3 separate regions of the Homo sapiens genome follow, and regions 1 and 3 are each linked to region 2. Evidence: read pairs that join two places in POLR2A ChIA-PET (ENCODE). Cell type or tissue: MCF 10A. All regions are shown on one strand. Links, peaks and the distances in the headings refer to the core of each region. The heading gives the core; the rest is flanking DNA. Region 1 overlaps TANGO6 (transport and golgi organization 6 homolog). Region 2 overlaps TANGO6 (transport and golgi organization 6 homolog). Region 3 overlaps TANGO6 (transport and golgi organization 6 homolog).

Region 1 (7,213 bases), core at 1,293-6,292, 51 kb after region 2:
GCAAAAAAAAAGTTTGAAGTCAGTGGGGCGTGGTGGCTCATGCCTGTAATCCCAGCACTTTGGGAGGCTGAGGTGCGCGGATCACTTGAGGTTAGGAGTTTAGACCAGCCTGGCCAACATGGTGAAACCCTGTCTCTACTAAAAATACAAAAATTAGCTGGGTGTGGTGATGGGCGCCTGTAGTCCCAGCTACTTGGGAGGCTGAGGCAAGAGGATTACTTGAACCCGGGAGGCGGAGGTTGCAGTGAGCTGAGATCGTGCCACTGTACTCCAGCCTGGGCAACAGAGTGAAACTCTGTCTCAAGAAAAAAAAAAAAAAGAAAAAGTTTGAAGTCAAGAAAGGTGATCAAATTGCATAGCTCATTTGTGAACTACATTTTTTTTTAACTAGAAATAGAAGAAGTTTAAGATTTGGATGACACTGAAAGGGGTTCAGGAGGCTTTGGTTCCACTAGAAAGAATTAAAATTTATGCCAAGAATAGAAAATTAGAAATCATACCTTGTCTTAAAAATAAAGAGTTTTTGCTTAAAGTGGAAAAAAAAAAAAAAGGCCAGGTGCAATGGCTGATGCCTATAATCCCAGTGATATCTACAGGAGGCAGCCAAATGCCTACGCAGATAGGGGCAGGTACCCAGTGCAAACTTACCTCCAAGCTGAAGGCAGTTTAAAGCCCGAAAGCTAAGCTACAAGTTAAATTCTCAGACTGGATTGAAAACTTGTCTTCCTGTTTGGCACACTTTCCTCTGATTGGTCCCCACCCTTCACCTATTTTACATATGCCTACCATTTCCTAATTGGTTTTCTATACTGTGGGGCCCGCCTTTGAGTGGTGCCTTGTTTTAACCTTTTTTGCATACTCACAAACCAATCAGCATGCAACTTGTGCCTATGAAGACCCCAGACTCAGTCAGTAGAGGGGGAAATGGGTTGACTTCAGGGAAGAGACAACCTGAGTTTGAGGAAGACACCCTGCCCTTCATGTCCTCTCTCCAGCTCCCTTCTCTGCTGAGAGCCGTTTCATTGCTCAATAAAATTATTCTCTGCCCTCCTCACCCTTCAATGTCCAGTGTATCCTCATTTATCTTGGGTGCGGTATAAGAGCTTGGGAACTGCTGAATGTGGTACAAGCTATAACACAGGTGAGCTGGGGCACGCCAGCATGGCCAAGTGAGGCCAGGGTCGGGCATTCCCAGCCAGAGGTCCCTGGCTTGCAAAGTGACTGAGAAGAAAAATCCAACATCACCAGCACTTTGGGAGGCCGAGGCAGGAGGATCACTTGAGTCTGGGAATTCAAGACCAGCCTGGCCAACATGATGAAACACTGTCTCTACTAAAAATACAAAACTTAACCAGGCGTGGTGGCACACGCCTGTAATCCTAGCTACTCAAGAGGCTAATGCGGGAGAATCGCTTGAACCTGGAAGGTGGAGGTTGCAGTGTGCCGAGACTGCACCACCGCACTCCAGCCTGGGCGACAGAGTTAGAGACTCCATTTGAATAAAAAAAAAGGTAATTTAAACTGTATTTCACTTACTTATTTATAATTTATAAGGCATCTTCTTCCAAAAAAAAACTTAAGATGGTCATGTACATTGGTAGTAAAGACTCCTGGCCACATGTTAACTAGTCTTTTTCTGTCTATCATCATCTGTAAATAGCAGAGTAGGTGCACACAGCAGATACTCAAGATATACACTGATATATTGATGAGTACATAAATACAAGGCAAAGGTACAATTTAAGAGGCTAGAGGGGCCAGGAGGGGTGGCTCATGCCTGTAATCCCAGCACTTTGGGAGGCCGAGGCGAGCAGATCACAAAGGCAGGAGTTCAAGACCAGTCTGGCCAACATGGTGAAACCCCGTCTCTACTAAAAACACAAAAATTAGCTGGGCATAGTGGCATGCGCCTGTAATCCCAGCTACTCGGGAGGCTGAGGAGAACTGCTTGAACTGGGACCCGGGAGGCGGAGGTTGCAGTAAGCCGAGATCGTGCCACTGCACTCCAGCCTGGGCTACAGAGCGAGACTCTGTCTCAAAAAAAAAAAAAAGGGGGCTAGAGAAAGACACTCATAGAGGCCAGGGGCAAGACGCACATTTCATTAATTAATAAACTCTGAGTTCAGGTGTGGTGGCTCACGCCTGTAATCCTAACACTTTGGGAGGCTGAGGCAGGTGGATCACCTGAGGTCAGGAGTTCGAGACCAACCTGGCCAACATGGTGAAACTCTGTCTATACTAAAAATACAAAAATTGGCCAGGTGTGGTGACACATGGTCCCAGCTACATGGGAGGCTGAGGCAGGAGAACTGCTTGAACCCAGGAGGCGGAGGTTGCAGTGAGCCACGATTGCGCCACTGCACTCCAGCCTGGGTGACAGAGTGAAACTCTGTTTCAAATAATAATAATAATAATAATAAAAAACTCTAAAACCAGAAAAGCTTCTGGCCCCAACACGTTGTATGGCTATCATTTTGATGGTTCACCATTCATCTTTTCAATAATTTACTGATTACCTACTACATACCAGGCACTGGGTATGAAATGCTGAGCAAAATATGGAACTTAAGCGTTTTTTTTTGGTAAACAACACCATCCCCCTGAATACAGGGTGCCTCGGCCAAAGAGGGTCAATTAGAGTATTTGCCTGAGATTTTTCTGTGAGTGGAGGAGATAAGACTCACAGATGGCCCAGAGACTCAGGGTAAAGCTCTATCTACTTTTCCTAAAGGTTTCTCCAATTCTGTTAGTTACATCAGACTCTATGATAAATCATCTTTTATTGCTTAAGGTAGGTTAAGATGACTTTCTCTCAGCTGCAACTATGAAATTCTTACTAACATAATTTTTTGTTTTTGTTTTTTTTGAGACAGAATCTCGCTGTGTTGCCCAGGCTGGAGTGCAGTGGCGTGATCTTGGCTTACTGCAACCTATGCCTCCTGGGTTCAAGTGATTCTCCTGCCTCAGCCTCCTGAGTAGCCGGGATTATAGGCATGTACCACCACGCCCAGCTGATTTTTGTATTTTTAGTAGAGATAGGGTTACGCCATGTTGACCAGGCTGGTTTCAGACTCCTGGCCGCAAGCAATCTACCCGCCTCGCCCTCCCAAAGTGCTGGGATTACAGGTGCAAGCCACCATGCCCGGCCCTTACTAACATAACTTTCAATATACATGTGAGACAGATGAAGCCTTGGGAAGTTCAATGGCTCACTTGCCCTGTCTCACAGGGAGGCAGTGGCAGATCTGCAAAAAGAGCCCAGGTCTCCTGACTCCCAATCTCAAGATGCATCGTAGGTCCAAGTGAAAACACGCTTTAGAGAAAGGAATCAAAATACAGTACCTCATGGACCACGGAGCCCAGCAGAAAGTCCAGCCTCTGGCACAGCTCCCCAAGGTTGGCCAAGCTGCTGGCCCTGTGAGCACCATCAGGATCTCTCACTCCCCTCAGGAAGGTATGGATCAAAGGTTCTCGGTACTTTGAGACCATGTCTCCTATAGGAAAAAGGAAGAAATCAAAACCCCTTAAAACAAAATTTCAACTTCTTAAAAAAGGAAGAATTATATTTCCATAGTTCACTGCATGATGTCTTATTCTTTTTGTTTTTATTTTTTTTTTGAGACAGGGTCTTGCTGTATTGCCCAGACTGGAGTGCAGTGGCACAATCACAGCTCACTGCAGCCTTGACCTCCCAGGCTCTGGTGATTCTCCCACCTCAGTCTCCCAAGTAGTTGGGACTACAGGTGCATGCCACCATGCCCGGCTAATTTTTGTATTTTTTGTGGAAATGGGGTTTTGCCATGTTGCTCAGGCTGGTCTTGAACTCCCGGGCTCAAGCTATCCATCTGCCTTGGCCTCCCAAAGTGCTGGGATTACAGGAGTGAGTCACCGTACATGACCAATGTCTTATTCTTTTCAAAGTACTTGCATAACCATTAAAAATCATGCTCCAGAAGAATATTTCATGTTATGAAAAATATTCATGATGTATGGTTTTGTGAAAAAGCATGTAGAATCTCAATTTTATTCTCAAAAGTCTACATGTAGAGATAAAACATGTGAAGATATTCCCCATAGTGTTACTAGCAGTTATTTTCAGAGTCTTATTACAGAAAACTTAAAAAATTTACATACACGGCCAGGCGCGGTGGCTCACGCCTGTAATCCCAGCACTTTGGGAGGCCGAGGTGGGCGGATCACGAGGTCAGGAGATCTAGACCATCCTGGCTAACACGGTGAAACCCCCGTCTCTACTAAAAATATAAAAAATTAGCCGGGCGTGGTGGCGGGCGCCTGTAGTCCCAGCTACATGAGAGGCTGAGGTAGGAGAATGGCCTGAACCCGGGAGGCGGAGCTTGCAGTGAGCCGAGATTGCGCCACTGCACTCCAGCCTGGGCAACACAGTGAGATTCTGTCTTAAAAAAAAAAAAAAAAAGAAAAAAAAATTTACATATACATACAAAAAATGTATATATCATAAGTATATAGCTTAATAAACTTTCACAAACCCAGCCCAACTATAATTAGCCCATGGTCACACAAACAAAAAGTGTGGCCCCCAGGCTAGACCCTAGACCCCAATCATCAGCCTACTTTTCCCTGTCTTATCCTGCTGTCTGCTTGGATAAGCAAATTGAGTGAAAAACAATCAAGGCATTTGGGTCCTGGAGAAAGAGAACTATGATTATTAGACAAATATTTAACGAGAGGCCTAGTATGTGCTAAGCATTGTTCCAGATGCTTGGCATATGCTGCGAAACAAGAGACCATGATTCCTGCCCTTCTGTGGCTTATATTCTAGTGTAAATTAGATAGAATGTTAGAAGGTAATACATACTATAGGGGCAAAAAAAGTAAAACAGGTAAGGGAAATAAGGAATAATGGGAATGGTGGCCGACTTCAGGTTTTAAAAAGGTGGTAAAGGTAGGCTTCATTGAGAAGGTGACATTTAAACAAAGACTGGAAGGTGAGCGTATCAGTCATGTGCATTTCTGGGAGAAGAGCATACCAGGAAGAGAGAACAGCCAGTGTAAAAACCTGTAGAGGAGCACGCCTGGCATGTCTGAGAACACCAAGGAAGCCCTAGATGAGGCTAGAGAAGTAAGGGCAGGGATGGGAAGGTGGGGTAGATCATGAAGGGCCTTGCAGGACACTGCAAGGACTTGAACTTTTTCTCAGAGTACAATGAGAGGCCTTTGGAGGATTCTGAGCAAAGGAGTGCAAAAAGATCACACTGGCTGCAGTGCTGAGAACACATTGTTGGGTACCATGTATGTCCAGGGTGGAACAAGGGTCCAAGGTAGAAACCTACTACAGTAAGTAGCTGGAAAGACAACAGTAGAGGTGGTGATAAGAAGATTCCGCATACACACACACACCACACACACACACACACACACACACACACACACACACATACATACATATATAAAGGGGGGGTGGGTCTTGCTCTGTTACCCAGGCTGGAGTGATCACAGCTCACTGCAGCCTCAATCTCCTGGGCTCAAGTGATCCTCTCACCTCAGCCTCCAGAGTAGCTGGGAAGACAGGTGTATGCCATCGCGCCTAATTTTTTGATTTTTTTGTAGAAACAGGGTCTCACTATGTTGCCCAGGCTGGTCTTGAACTTCTAAACTCAAGTGATCCTCCTGCCTCTACCTCCCAAAGTGTTAGGATTACAAGCATAAAGTCACCTATTTTTAATCACCAAATGATGACCTATATTGATAAATCACTGACCTGTCCTACCAGGCCCAGTTCAAATGCCACTTTCTTTGTGGAACCTGCCTCTTCCCCTCAGTGAGCTTCAATTAGCCCTCCTTGAAAGTCTCACAATACTTTGTGCTTAAGTCGCTTTGACTTAAATCACATTTGTCACTCGTGCCTTGGTTCCTAAATGTTTTAAGCCTGTATCTGTTTCTTCCATAAGACTATAAATTCCTTGAGGGTAGAACTTTGACTCCTTCATCTCTGATCCCATCAGGTCTTAGCAGTCTTTGCATATACAGTCATGAGCTGCATAACAATGCTTTGGTCAATCATGGACTGCATATACAACACTGGTCCTATCAGATTGTAGGGCAGCACACATTTAGAAACCTGATCAAGTTGGGGATCAAGTTGGGGAAATAATTAGTATTAGATCAAGTTGGGGAAATAATTAGTATTCAGTAATGGTGCTGGGACACTGGGACATTTGATTTTCTGTATAAAAAATATATATAAATATAATATCATCTAGGTTTGTGTAGGCACATTTTATGATGTTTGTACAATGACAAAATCACCTAACTACACATTTCTCAGAATGTATTCCCATTGTTAAGCAACACATGACTGTACTAGGTACAGGAAATGGTAATATTGAATTGAATTCATTCATTTATTCAACAAAACATAATTATGTACTAGGTATCATGCTAATATTCTAGGAATACAAGAACTGATGAAATACTATTTTTACCCTTTAAGAAGCCCAAAGTAGGCTGGGCACGGTGGCTCATGCCTATAATCCCAGCACTTTGGGAGGCTGAGGCGGGAGGATTGCTTGAGCCCAGGAGTTTGAGACCAGCCTGGGCAACATAGGGATAGTTTGTCTCTACAAAACTAAAATGAAATAAAATAAGGAGAAAAGAAGATGCCCAAAGTTTAAGGAGTACATATAAACAGATAAGTACTGACAATTATAGAACTGTGTGGCAAATGCTGTCACAGAGTCAAGCAGAGGTTGCTCGAAAGCATGACTTTGCTAGTCTCAGTCCCTTGGAAGGAAGAGGACGAAGAAGTTTGTTTTTTTTCGTTTTTGTTTTTGTTTTCCCCTCAAGGTCCAAAGCACAATGTACCTTCCATACAGTATAAGAAAAAGATAAAGGAGTACTTTCTCCAAAATGCTCCCAATTCCTAACATACTACATGCAGTCATAAGACTCACCTCTGTCCTGTTAACATCAACGTATGCTGCCAAAACTAAATCATTGATGACCTAGACATAACCTATTTTCAGAATAGAAAAGAGGAGATTTGAATTGTCATCTCAGACTCTTTGACCCAGTCTTTGCATTTCTAATTATCTATCCTAGAGAGGTAGTTACATATCTGCACAAGGACATCTGCATCAAGAATTTAGTGAATTGTAATCGTGAAAAATGAGAAGAAATAAACTAAAAAATTCATATAGGAAAGGTTAAATAACCATGGTATACCCATATTACG
Region 2 (7,213 bases), core at 790-5,789:
AGCTTGGAGAGGCGACACTTTTCATGCACTTTCCATGCGTTGCTTCGAACACAGAAAGAAGGCAATGGCTTTCTAAAAAACACAGAGGACCATGGAACCCGACTGCATCTTTCTTACTCATTCACTTCCTTGTTTTAGCCAGTCATTTACACTGAAAATAATGGCACAGCAGGGCAACCCATTATTCTTGTTCCTTTCAGTCCTTTCTTATCAGTAAATCAAAGGTAGACAGTGTTGGTCGAATGTAAATGTATCAAGAAATGAGGCTGGGCACGGTGGCTCACGCATGTAATCCTAGCATTTTGGGAGGCCAAGGCAGGCGGATCACCTGAGGTCAGGAGTTCGAGACCAGCCTGGCCAACATGGTGAAACCCCGTCTCTACTAAAAATACAAAAATTAGCCAGGCGTGGTGGTGGGTGCCTGTAATTCCAGCTACTCGGAAGGCTGAGGCACGAGAATCACTTAAACCTGGGAGGTGGAGGTTGCAGTGAGCCTAGATTGTGCCACTGCATTCCAGCCTGGGAGACAGAGCAAGACTCCATCTCAAAAAAAAAAAAAAAAAAAAAGAAATGAAATAAAAATGTTGAATTCAGGCCAGGCGCGGTGGCTCACGCCTGTAATCCCAACACTTTGGGAGGGCGAGGTGGGAAGATCACGAGGTCAGGAGATTGAGACCATCCTGGCCAACATGGTGAAACCCCGTCTCTACTAAAATACAAAAAAGTAGCTGGGCACGGTGGTGCACGCCTGTAGTCCCAGCTACTTGGGAGGCTGAAACGGGAATCGCTTGAACCCGGGAGGCAGAGGTTGCAGTGAGCTGAGACTGAGCCACTGTACTCCAGTCCGGGTAACACAGAGTGAGACTCTGTCTCAAAAAAAAAAAAAAAAAAAAGTTGAATTCAGCTGGGTGCAATGGCTTATGCCTGTAATCCCGGCACTTTGAGAGGCCAAGGCAGGAGGATTGCCTGACCCCAGGAGTTCAAGAGCAGCCTGAACAACATGGTGAAACCCCATCTCTACAAAAAGTACAAAAATTAGCCAGGTGTGGTGGGGTGTGCCTGTAGTCCCAGCTACTCGGGAGGCTGAGGTGAGGGGATTGCTTGAACCCAGGAGGCTGAGGCTGCAGTGGGCCATGATCTTGCCACTGCACTCTGGCCTGGGTGACAGAGTGAGACCCTGTCTCAAAAAAAAAAAAAAAATAAAAGTTGAATTCGTGTTGTGTAGAGTTTCTACTGTTCTGCTAAGAAGGAAATACATATGCATGTGTAAACTATGAAATACAAATTGTGTAATTTCAGTGATTCTGTGTAGGAGCTAATGCTCTTATATTTGCATTTAGAATTGGCATTGCACAATGTAAAGATGAACAGTAAAATTCATGCTAATAATTTAACATTTTAATTTTTCTCCAGCAAATAATAAACATCATGACAAGTTGAGAGAGAGACTTAGACCCCATCTCTTAAAAAAAAAAAAAAAAGCAGACTTTGGAAGGAAAAAAATTATATTTCAGGCCAGGCACAGTGGCTTATACCTGTAATCTGTGCACTTTTGGAAGGCCAAGCTGGGTGGATCAACTGAGCTCAGGAGTTCGAGACCAGCCTGAGCAACATGGCGAAACCCCGTCTCTACTAAAAAATTAGCCAGGCGTAGTGGCGCATGCCTGTAATCCCAGATACTCAGGAGGCTGAGGCAGGAGAATTGCTTGAACCTGGGAGGCGGAGGTTGCAGTGAGCCAAGAATGGCGCCACCTCACACTAGCCTGGGCAATAGGGCGAGATTCTGCCTCCAAAAAAAAATAATAATAATAATTATACACACACACACACACACACACACACACACACACACACACAGGCATTCGAACCAGAGTGACTCCATTTTGAGTGAGAGCTGGAAAATGAGGCTGAGACTTGCTGGGCTGCATTCCCAGAAAGTTAGGTATTCCTAACCTCTAGATGTTTATGGTTAAGGGAATGAATTAATAATGTTTACCAAACAGACTCAGACTTAGGAGTGTCCAGATATCCCGATATCTGGAGAACAAAGACATTCCTAATTTTGCTTTAAAGATGATAATTTGATACTTGTAAAGTATAGTAATTGAGAAAATTAATCCTTTATCACAAGTCCTTGTAGCAGAGCACATCGCCCCATATATACGAGTATTGTATCTAGGGTGGACACGTTCCTCCTCTTTCGGGAACGTCCTACTCTGTCTATGGAGCAGCTGTTCTTTCACTACTTTACTCTCTTAATAAATTTGCTTTTACTTTCCACTGCAGACTCGCCCTGAATTCCCTCTTGCACAAGATCCAAGAAGCCTCTTTTGGGGTCTGGATCGGGACTCCTTTTCTGTAATATATATATATATACACACACACACACAGCACTAATGGTACTTTCTTCTTGTTGTTGTTATTTGTTTTCCCTAGCAAGGAGCCCTGCATTTTAATCTGCACTGGGACCCACATATTATACGGTCAGCCTGCAAACAACCCTCAATGCTCCTAGCCCAGTGTCACCACGTGAAGCACCTGAGTCCTGTGAGCAAACCTCAGGAAGATGCTGCCTGGTCCCTGCTGGGCAGTTACCTCCTGGGCTTTCTCAGGGAGCTTCTGAGCCACAGTCAGGTCTCCTAGGTCGGGGGCCTGACTCTGTGGCCTCACCCGAGTGCCTTTTTTTTTTTTTTTTAAGATGGAGTCTTGCTCTGTGCCCCCCAGGCTGGAGAGCAGTGAATGGCATGATCTCGGCTCACTGCAACCTCTGCCTCCTGGGTTCAAGCGATTCTCCTGCCTCAGCCTCCCATATTGCTGGGATTACAGGCGCCCGCCACCATGCCGAGCTAATTTTTGTATTTTTAGTAGAGACTGGGTTTCACCATATTGGCCAGGCTGGTCTCAAACACCTGACCTTGTGATCTGCCGGCCTCGGCCTCCCAAAATGCTGGGATTACAGGCGTGAGCCACCAGGCCTGGCTTCGAGTGCCCTTTCTAACCTGTCTTTGGGCAAGGAAGTCTTATTTTTCCTGAGGCTGGCCGCATGAAAATGAGCTAATTCCCGGCAGAGGATGACTCTCCACCGCTATTGCCTCATGATTACTCACTCATTCAATAATCAGTACTATGGGCCTCTGTCATGCCCAGGCACTGTGCTGGCGATAAAAAAGATGAATAAGGCACGAACCCTCCCAGGTGGCAGCTACAGCCCTGTGGGGAGGCAGTACACACACCCCACATGGAGTGATCTCCGTTCTAAGAGAGAAACGCAGGCAATTCTCTGGAAGCAAAGGAAGTCATTTCCGCCTTTGGAGGTGGGTGGAGGAAGAGGAACCTGTACCTGCTCTGTGAAAGTGCCTTCACTCTGACATTTATTCCCAGCCAGTGGGTGGCACCAAGGAAATGGCTTGGGGGAACTTTAGTAAGTTCCAGCTCCCAGGCCATCACAAAAAGAAGGCAGTTTCCAAGCAAAACCAGCATGCTTGCTATGCAGGTACAGCCTAAAGACAAATCTCCCAACACTCTCTCCAATGGATTATAGCCCAAAGCATCTCTATATATAGAAATTCTAGAGCTTCCACTTTTTTTTTTTTTTTAAAGAAGGTCTCACTCTGTCACCCAGGCTGCTCTCCTGGCTTCCTGTGCCCCATCCTCCAGTGTTTGTTACAAGGTCATCTTTTTTTTTTTTTTCCTTTTAGAGGAATCTTTCACTTAGAAATATCTTTGAGATTTTTTTGCTAGAGCCTCCTAACATTCAAAGTAAAGTCAGCTTTTACTTGTTAAAAAGGGATACTCACAGGTATTCTGCTCTTTCTCCGTGTGGGTAGGAATTTCCCCCTGGGCACTTCTGTGTCCTTAAAATAACAATACTGCCTGTGCAAAACCCACTCCACACTTGAGGGGTGCTGAGCTCCCTGTTATCAGTTACCGGATCTCTGTTTTTAGTAACTGAGTGTTAAGCAAAGCCTCCTGCTTAATTAATGGGTCTATCTTAGCAACCCATCCTGGTATAGAGCTTCTTCCCAATCCCTGTGACTCTAGGGATCCCACACATCATAGGACTTCCTCTGGACTCCCCAAGGATCAAAGCTTCCTGCCAGCCAGGGATTGTCACCAAATCCCATGGATCAGGGGCTGAATACAAGGAGAGTTCAAAGGTAAAGTTACAGGAGCCTCTGTCGGGGGCAGGATATAGGCAATCCCACAGCGGAAACCTCTCATTATGAGTTCAGCACACCTGCTGTTCATCCCCCAACTGTATCAGGCCCAAGGACTCCAGGGCAAGGTGGAGTGGGTATGGCTGTGAGTAGGCTGGGTGCGTCTCATTCACAGGAAAGCTAGTTTAGCTGCTTGCAGTCAGTGGTTGAAACAAACACTTTCACCATCTGAGAAGCTTAGGCCAAGGATATCTTAAAGAAGTACCCAGACTCCTGGTCTGAAAACTCTTTGGAAGGGAGTGGCGTTCAGATTCTTTATCAAAAGAATTTAGAGAGCGCATGTGACACACACACACACACACACACACACACACACGGTCTCCCTCTCTCTTCACACATACACACACACACACACGGTCTCCCTCTCTCTACACACACACACACACACACACACACACACACACACACACACGGTCTCCCTCTCTCTTCACCCTCCCTCTTTCCAGGCGCCAGTTGGCCTGAAACACACAAAGCTGAAGCTTCAGGGACAAGGGCAGTCTTTAGGGTTAGACGTGGCTCAGAAAGGACCAGAAGAGGCTTGGCAAACTGAAAAGGGAAGGTGTGAGTAAAAGACTGCCTTGGGCACACAGGTGCACATTCAATGGAAAAGCAGGAAGACAGTGTTTGACTCTTTCAATGAGCTTGACCTGGAACATTTGCGGAGTGGTTGTATCTTTAAGATCAAAAGAAGAAATAAATGGCAAATATCTTTCTTCTCTTTACTTCCTAAATTGATTTGTTTGATTATAAAAACCATATTACCACAATCCAGAATATATGAAAATAGAGGAAGAAAAAAGGCTCTAGTTAGACTACCTCTCTAACACAAGCTCCATGAGTAAAGACGGTAATGAGTAGATTCATTTACACTTAAAAATTATTTTAATATTTTAAAGGTCATTTACATTTCAAGGTGTTTTTTACTACTGGAACTTGGTGAATGAAATGGCTATTCTGTTCTTATTGTGTGAGATCAACAAAACACAACATGAATGGTCAAAAATAAGACATTTACAGAAAAAGGACTCTGGACACGGTGATCTAGCAGAGGTTTTTCCATCTATAACTTCTTAATAGGAAAATGAGTTGCTAAATATAAAAGGACAAAAACGTTAAATGCTAGCATACACTCATTGTGTCAGAGGCGTTAAAACCAGAGTGACTGCATTTTGAGTGAGGGCTGGAAAATGAGGCTGAGACTTGCTGGGCTGCATTTCCAGAAGTTAGGCATTCCTAACTTCTAGGTGTTTATGGTTAAGGGAATAGATTGATAATGTTTACCAAACAGACTCAGACTTGGAAGTGTCCAGATATCCCAGTATCTGGGAACAAAGGCATTCCTAAATTTTGCTTTAACAAAGGCATTCCTAATTTTATGGTGGCTCACACCTGTAATCACACTTTGGGAGGCCAGAGGTGGGTGGATCACCTGAGGTCAGGAGTTTGAGGCCAGCCTGGCCAACATGGTGAAACCCCGTCTCTACTAAGAGTACAAAAATTAGCTGGGCATGGTGGTGGGTACCTGTAATCCCAGTTACTTGGGAGGCTGAGGCAGGAGGATTGCCTGAATCTGGGAGACAGAGGTTGCAGTGAGCCAAGACCACCCCATTACATTCCAGCATGGGCAACCAGAGCGAAATTCCGTCTCAGAAAATAATAATAATAATAATAATAATAATAATAATAATAATATTGATTCTTGCAAACTATAGCAATTAAGAAAATTAATCATTTATCACAAACCCTTGTAGCAGAGCACATCTCCCCAAGATCTTTTGTGTGTGTTTTTTTGTTTTTTTTTTTTTTGAGATGGAGTCTCCCTCTGTCACCCGGGCTGGAGTGTAGTGGTGTGATCTTGGCTCACTGCAACCTCTGCCTCCCAGGTTCAAGTGATTCTCCTGCCTCAGCCTCTCAAGTAGCTGGGATTACAGACAAGCACTTCCATGCCTGGCTAATTTTTGTATTTTTATTAGGGACGGGGTTTCACCATGTTGGCCAGGCTGGTCTTAAACTTCTGACCTCAGGTGATCCCCCCGCTTCGGCCTCCCAAAGTGCTGGGATTACAGGCGTGAGCCACTGCGCCTGGCCCCAAGATCTTTTTCTATCCTATATATATAAGCATTGTACCTAGGGTGGACGTGTTCCTCCTCTTACTTTCAGGAATGCCCTACTCTGTCTATGGAGTAGCTATTCTTTCACTACTTTCTTTTCTTTTCTTTTTCTTTTTTTTTGAGAAGGAGTCTCGCTCTATCGCCGAGGCTGGAGTGCAGTGGCACGATCTCGGCTCACTGCAACCTCCGCTTCCTGGGTTCAAGTGATTCTCCTGCCTCAGCCTCCTGAGTAGCTGGGATTACAGGCACATGCCACACCTAGCTTTTTTTTTTTTTTTTTTTTAGTACAGACAGGGTTTTGCAATGTTGGTCAGGCTGGTCTTGAACTCCTGACCTCATGTGATCTGCCCGCCTCGGCCTCCCAAAGTGCTGGGATTACAGGCATGAGCCACCGTGCCTGGCCCACTACTTTATTTTCTTAATAAACTTGCTTTTACTTTGCAATGTGGACTCGCCCTGAATTCTTTCTTGCGCGAGATCCAAGATCCCTTTCTTGGGGTCTGGAATGGAGACCCCTTTCCTTGTAACAGTTGTATTTAGAAATTCAATATTCTATAGAAACAAGAGATGAAGCAAACAAAGATCAAAAAGAAAGAAGGCTACATTCCACACAATCCTATCAACCACCAATTGTGACTCCCTTTGTGGTTGAGAAATAAATAAGAGGCACAAAGACAAAAACAGAGGAATAACACGCAAGTTATACACCGAAATAATAAGACAGGTGAAGACAGGGGAAAGAGGTGAACTGGAGCTGGTGGCTGGAGATTGTCCTGGCAGAAAAAAAGATTCTCTAGATTGAGGTCCAGAAGAGAAGACTCCAGAATCCGACTAGTTCTGTTTAAAAACATGTTGGAATAAGCATTAGGTGTGGTATGAATCTGT
Region 3 (7,213 bases), core at 1,427-6,426, 120 kb after region 2:
GTGCAGTGGCGCAATCTCGGCTCACTGTAACCTCTGCCTCCTGAGTTCAAGTGATTCTCCTGCCTCAGCCTCTCGAGTGGCTGGGATTACAGGTGCCTGCCACCATGACTGGCTAATTTTTGTATTTTTAGTAGAGTCAGGGTTTTACCATATTGGCCAGGCTAGTCTCAAACTCCTGACCTCAGGTGATCCAACTGCCTCGGCCTCCCAAAGTGCTCAGATTACAGACATGAGCCACTGTGCCTGGCCTCAGATAGAGGTTTTCTTTCCTTATTCCCTCCTGCTCTGCTTAGTGCCAAGACAAGTCTACTCCCAGACCCTTGGGAACAGGTGAAGGTACTTGAAGGTACATCTGGAGGCGTATTCCTTAGCGGGTCTAAGCTTAATGTTGGAGGGCCTTCTGTTAGACTCCTACTTCAAACTTGGTCTGGGCTTTCATTTCTGCAATGTTGCCCTTCAAAGCCATGAAACCCACAGCTTAATTTCAAGCAAATGCCCTCAGAGTAAATGCAGGTTCTTATGTTCAGTTCACCTCATAGAGTTCTGGTTTTCTCTTTAGATGCTGGCTTGGTTATTCCCTGTTTTCTTATGAGCTCTTTAATGCTTTTAAAGTGTTTTAAATATGTTACCCTATGTAATAGTTGTTTTTATTTTTTGTTTTGTTTTTTTGAGACAGAGTCTCACCCCATTGCGCAGGCTGGAGTGCAGTGGTGCAATCTCAGCCCACTGCAACCTCCACCTCCTGAGTTCAAGCAATTCTCCTGCCTCACCCTCCCGAGTAGCTGGGATTACAGGTGCCCACCACCATGCCCAGCTAATTTTTGTATTTTTAGTAGAGATGGGGTTTCACCATGTTGGCCAGGCTGGTCTTGATCTCCTGACCTCAGGTAATCCTCCAGCCTCGGGCCTCCCAAAGTGTTGGGATTACAGATGTGAGCCACCATGCCTGGCTTATATAATAGTTATTTTTAGCTGAGTTATCTCATTATTACTGGAAGTGGAAGGCAGATATCTATTTTTTTATAGAATATGTATAGTTTGAATTTAAGATTTAATGTTTTAATCTACCTGACAAATATGCTGCATGTTAAGGTTTCTTTGTATTACTAATAGTATATCAGACTTTCCACTGATAAATTCTATCATGCTAAACAAGTATATTCACTCCTGAATCTTTCTCCTTTATACTGTTGTCTCACTGAGTAATTTAAATTGAATTTATTTTCACATTTTCACGTACAATTTTTGACCCAGTGACCCAACTGATCGTCTCAGCATCTTAATAAGTGCTGCAAGTAACAGCTTCTAATAAGTATGAGTGAAAGATCAAACACCACTGTGCCAATGCAGTCACAGTGAGGAGCAGAGCAGCGTTGCTCTATGAGCTGTCATTTTCCTTGTATGTCCCCTGTTATGAATGGCATCTGGACAGATATATCCCGGATGAAATTCTGCTCCTAGCTTAACCATTTGGTTGCTGAATTGCAAGACAAATAATAGATACATTCAATTTTATCTAATTAGTATACTCTGACTTAATAATTTTGCAAACTGAATCACTTTACAAACTAAATATAGAGAAGTTATTATTATGGTCTGGTTTCCAAGCAACGATTTCATTAAGAAAAGCTCCACTTGGGAAAAACATCTGTTTGTCAGTTAGGTTTCTGCTGTCATATAATTTCACAGTGAAAAAGCCATAGTCACTCTGTGCTTTAGTAATCCCTAGTTGTGAAAAGGTCAACGGGGGGTACTACACCGAGGGAAGCCATCTGTTTCAATCTGTACTAGTCCCTGAACCTTGTTGTCATGAAACAATTCAGTTTCCCTAAACAGCCATGTAATTTTAAAAACATTCTCTTCTTATTATAAAATCAATACGTGTTCATATTAGAAAACATGAAAAATATAAAAGACACAAAGAAGAAAATAAAAATCACCTGAGTTTTTGATGCCTTCATGTTAGATCTCATTTGAAAATGGATTCCACCGCTAAAAAATTACTTAAAACCCACTGGCCTAAAATAATGCCATATGGTTTTTTACCTTTTTAATCTGCAATTAGGATGTTTTTCATAATGGTTAAGGGCTGTGTGTTGGACAACCAAGCTCAGAAATTTGTACAGATATCCAAACATTCTCATTGCATTTTATGAAAGTAGGCTTAAGGAGAGACTGAATTCTCCATCAGTGGTGAAGAGGTGAGGAAGGGTGTGTATGTGGCATGACACATGAAATGTGGTATAAAACTTTCTCGCTAGGCACGTACATAGCCTGACAGTGAGTTCTCAAAACTTTTTTTTTCTTTTGAGCAGCAGAACTTTGTTTTTCCATGAAATCTTAAGAGAGGGCTTGATGAAAGAGAGAAAAGGAGAGCCATCTGGTTAGAGTGGGTTGCCTGGTGCTCCAAACCCACTCACCCATGCCCCTCCTTACTGATCCTAAGGGTCTGGAGGGCACAGGCGTTCATGCAGTTCTTGCCTCCTGCTCCTCCCTGCTGTAGTCCTGCTGCTTTGCTGTTTCGCATCCTACAACACTCTTTCCTCCTTCCTTTTTTTTTTTTTTTTTTTGAGATGGAGTCTTGCTCTGTTGCTCAGGCTGGAGTGTAGTGGCACGATCTCAGCTCACTGCAACCTCTGCTTCCTGGGTTGAAGCAATTCTCCTGCCTCAGCCTCCCAAGTGGCTGGGATTACAGGCACACACCACCACACCCAGCTAACTTTTCTTTTTTTTTGTATTTTTAGTAGAGACGAGGTTTCACCATGTTGGCCAGGCTGGTCTCGAACTCCTGACCTCAAGTGATCCGCCCACCTCGGCCTCCGAAAGTGCTGGGATTACAGGCATGAGCCACTGTGCCTGGTCTCCTCCCTTCTTTACTAGGTTAATTCCTAACTACCCACAGATCCTCACTGATGGGTTACTGCCTCGTTCCCTTGCTGTCAGGGAAAATGTCCCTAAAACATGTTTAGTGAAGCAATTAAATACATCTTAATTTCATGGTTTCTGGGGCTCATTTCAAGTCCTTCTCCTCCTATTCATATAGACTAGCTGTCACAAAGGCGGGTTTCACGACCAAGAAGACAGTATGAGATACCTCCAGGTAGAGTCAGTTGCTTAAATGTCTACTTTACAAGCTATTAAGGAGGTCTAAGTATCTTCCCTACAGAACGGCTATTTAAATTTTGCCCTGGAGCCACCCTTTATCTAGTAAAGTTGGAATCTGAAGGCAAGTTAAGGAGGATGGAGTTAGTGAGAGAACACCATGTACCTTTTATTTAGAGCACCTGTGTCAAAACCATGTTTTACATTTGTGTGATTTTGTATCATTTGCTCTTCTCCAACTGTAAACTCCATGAAGGCAAGACATGACTGTTTTTCTCAGTGTTGTACCTTGCACAGCACCCTCAAACATAGCAGTGCTCAATAAATATCTGTTGAGGCGGGTGCAGTGGCTCACGCCTATAATCCCAGCACTTTGGGAGGCCGAGGCAGGTGTATCACCTGAGGTCAGGAATTCGAGATCAGCCTGGCCAACATGGCGAAACCCTGTCTCTGCTAAATACAAAAAACTAGCCAGGCGTGGTGGTGCGTGCCTGTAATCCCAGTTACTCAGGAAGCCGAGGCAGGAGAATCGCTCGAACCTGGGAGGCAGAGGTTGCAGTGAGCCAAGATTGTGCCACTGCACTCCAGCTTGGGAGACAGAGCAAGACTCCGTCTCACACACACAAAATAATAATAATAATAATAATAATAATAATAATAATAATAAAAAATACCTGTTGAGTGAATGAACATTTTAAGCCATTAACAACAACAACAAAAAGAAAACCCTAATTGCCAAAGAAAATATTTTACAATTCTCTTTTTGTCCCTATTTAAAGGTTATCAATAGTGGAAAACAAAAGTTGAACACAAAGTACAAAAGTGATTCTAAAACAGCTTTCTCCTAAGAAACACCTTAGCAATCATGTCCCAGCAGGTGGACAGAGAGATGACCTAATGAGGTCTTTGGCAGCTCAAGGGGTTGTGATTCATTCCCTGAGGCTCAATTCATTCCCAACCTTCAATCCTCCTCTGGGGCAGGAGAGATACCACAAGGTCAGGAAGCACAAAAGCCTAATGTAAAAATCTAAAAATGTGTTGCCCAAACTGTACAGACACCATTTAAGTTTACCTTCCACCACTGCCAAGTTCTCAACGTGACCTGAGAGGGGGTAATTGATGCTTCATTCAGTTAAAAATTGTAAAGTTATGATTCACCAACAAAAGGAACTATGTCAGTGTTAATAAAAAATATAATTGGGCTTACTAAGTGTGTGAACAGCTTCAAGTATCATCTTAATCACATCTGGTGAGATTAGGAATTTTAATTTGTATTTGAGATGAAGGGTGACATAGGCTGCTTGCTCTTTAGTTGGGGAGGGAAACACAAAAGCAGGGTGCACCTCTAGCTGATACTGCAATAAAGCTCCAGTAAAAACCATGGATTACTTAGAGAGTGTGGGATGCTGTATTTAAGGGGAAGTCTGAAGAGGGACTTGCTGTTTTACTTACAAGCTCTCTCACTACTCCATCCTCCTTAACTTGCCTTCAAATTCCAACTTTACTAGAGAAAGGGTGGCTCCAGGGCAAAATTTAAATCGCTGTTCTGCAGGGAAGGTACTTAGACCTCCTTAATAGCTTGTAAAGTGGACATTTAAGCAACTGACTCTTTACCTGGAGGTATCTCATGTTGCCTTCTTGGTCATGAATCCTGCCTTTGTGACAGCTAGTCTATATGAATAGGAGGTGAGGGACTTTAAAGGAGCCCCAGAAGCCATGAAATTAAGAAGTATTTAATTGCTTCACTGAAAATGTCATGATCCATGGTTCCATGGTTTAATTTTACCATCCGTAAGAGCAGAGGCTGGCCAGGTGTGGTGGCTCACGCCTGTAATCTCAGCACTTTGGGAGGCCGAGGCGGGTGGATCACAAGGTCAGGAGATCGAGACCATCCTAGCTAACACGGTGAAACCTCGTCTCTACTAAAAATACAAAAAATTAGCTGGGCGTGGTGGCGGGTGCCTGTAGTCCCAGCTACTCAGGAGGCTGAGGCAGGAGAATGGTGTGAACCGGGAAGGCAGAGCTTGCAGTGAGCTGAGATCACGCCACTGCACTCTAGCTTAGGCGATAGAGCGAGACTCTGTCTCAAAAAAAAAAAAAAAAAAGAACAGAGGCCATGGTGTTGTGACAAAGGTGAGAAAATGCAATGGAAAAAGGAAGGAAGTACAGAGGCATAAATAAGGGCCTTGGCTTTGGAGTTGAATCCAGCCTCTATTACATACTGGTTGGCCAAGCAGTTGGCCTCTTAGCCCTGGTTTCTTTGTCTGAAAAATGGGAGATGAAGATACTGACTCCTATACCTTGCCTTCATGCCCATTTTGCTCCACTAACAACCTGAACTGCTTCCCTTCTGTTATACTTTATATTTGCCCAACCCCCCCACCCTGCCTTTTTTTTTTGAGACAGGGTCTCTGTCACCCAGGCTGGAGTGCAGTTGTATGATCACAGCTTGCTGCAGTCTTGACCTCTTGGGCTCAAGTGATTCTCCCACTTCAGCCTCCAGAGTAGCTGGGACTATAGGCATGCGCTACCACACCCGGCTAATTTTTAAAATTTTTATAGAGACAGGATTTTGCCATGTTGTCCAGGCTGGTCTTAAACTACTGGGCTCAAGTGATCGTCCACATCGACCTCCCAAAGTGCTGGGATTACAGGCAGCAGCCACAGCACCTGGTCTGGCCCCACTCTTGAACATCTTCCTACCTTTGCTTTTCCCTCAGCTTCAATCCCCTCACACTCATTTGAGTGTCTAAATCCTGCCCACCCATCTTTCATAGTCCTGAGAGCTCCACAAAAAACAACAGTACTGTTCTGAGTTTTTAACGTTATTTTTAAATTTTTTAAATTTACTTTTTTTTTGAGACAGAGTCTTGCTCTATTGCCCAGGCTGGAGTGCAACGGTGCCACATCAGCTCACTGCAACCTCCGCCTCCCAGGCTCAAGCGATTCTCCTGCCTCAGCCTCCTGAGCAGCTGGGATCACAGGTGCCCGCCACCACACCTGGCTAATTTTAGTACTTTTAGTAGAGATGGGGTTTCACCATGTTGGCCAAGCTGGTCTCGAACTCCTGAACTCGTGATCGACCCACCTCAGCCTCCCAAAGTGCTGGGACTACAGGTGTGAGCCACCGCGCCCATCCTAAATTTTTTTTTTAAAACAGAGTCTCGCTCTGTCGCCCAGGCTGGAATACAGTGGCTCGATCTCGGCTCACTGCAACCTCCGCCTCCCAGGTTCAAGCGATTCTCCTGCCTCAGCCTCCAGAGTAGCTGGGATTATAGGAACCCATACTATGCCCAGCTAATTTCGTATTTTTCGTAGAGATGGGGTTTCACCATGTAGGACCAGGCTGGTTTCAAACTCCTGACCTCAGGTGATCTGCTTGCCTCGGCCTCCCAAAGTGTTGGGATTACAGGCATGAGCCACCACGTGTGGCCTTTAATTTTTTTAAGTGTACAATTCAGTTAGTTTTGGTATATTTACCAGGCTGTGCAATAATCCCCACTATCTAATTCCAAAACATTTTCATCTCCTCACAAAGAAACCTCATATCCATTATCAGTCACTCCTTACTCCTCCATCCCCCACATCCTCTGACAACTATTACTCTACTTTCTGAATTTATACATTTGTCTGTTTTGGACATTTCATTCATATAGGAATCATACAACACATGGCCTTTTGTGTCTGGCTTCTTTTCCTTACCATATTTTCAAATTCATTCATGTTGCAGTATGAATCAATAGTTCATTCCTTTTTACTGCCAAATAATATTCCACTGTGTACATACATCAGATGTTATGAATCCATTCATCAGGCGGTAGATATTAATATGTATGTTGTTTCAATTTTTCAGCTATTATAAATAATGCCTATATATATATATAAATATAAACTTTTGTGTGGACATATGTTTTCATTTCTCATGGGTATATACCTAGGAGTGGAACTGATAGGTCACATGATAACCATGTTTAACCTTTTGAAAATGGCCAGACTATTTTTCAAAGCAACTGTACCATTTTACATTTCTACCGGCAACATTTCTTCACATCCTCATAATTTGTATTATTTTAAAGTAAGCTTTTTTTTTTTTTCTTTGAGACAGAGTTTC

What was found. Peaks named below come from ENCODE experiments on the same cell type or tissue, not always from the same donor. Only the 100,000 strongest peaks of a DNase experiment are listed, where the experiment ranks them.
Region 1: POLR2A ChIA-PET joins it to region 2 with 6 read pairs; 7 of 35 experiments call an interaction of 5 or more read pairs at or near these places.
Region 3: POLR2A ChIA-PET joins it to region 2 with 7 read pairs; 3 of 35 experiments call an interaction of 5 or more read pairs at or near these places.

Annotation. Positions count from the first base shown.
Region 1 is chr16:69,019,109-69,026,321 of GRCh38, reverse strand. TANGO6 (transport and golgi organization 6 homolog) reads right to left here. Exons shown (of 18, transcript NM_024562.2): 16 at 3,343-3,494. It also overlaps the pseudogene LOC101060098. Among named protein-coding and RNA genes, the nearest start is that of HAS3, 83 kb to the left of the region's middle. In MCF 10A, for the core only: no CTCF peak of the experiment used is centred there; no DNase peak of the experiment used is centred there.
Region 2 is chr16:69,069,443-69,076,655 of GRCh38, reverse strand. The region is part of intron 17 of TANGO6 (transport and golgi organization 6 homolog); the gene reads right to left. Among named protein-coding and RNA genes, the nearest start is that of HAS3, 33 kb to the left of the region's middle. RefSeq lists enhancers at 2,124-2,841, 2,842-3,560, 3,561-4,278, 4,279-4,998. In MCF 10A, for the core only: no CTCF peak of the experiment used is centred there; a DNase peak (open chromatin) is centred at 3,115.
Region 3 is chr16:68,949,607-68,956,819 of GRCh38, reverse strand. All of the region lies in intron 14 of TANGO6 (transport and golgi organization 6 homolog), which reads right to left. Among named protein-coding and RNA genes, the nearest start is that of TANGO6, 110 kb to the right of the region's middle. In MCF 10A, for the core only: no CTCF peak of the experiment used is centred there; a DNase peak (open chromatin) is centred at 4,049.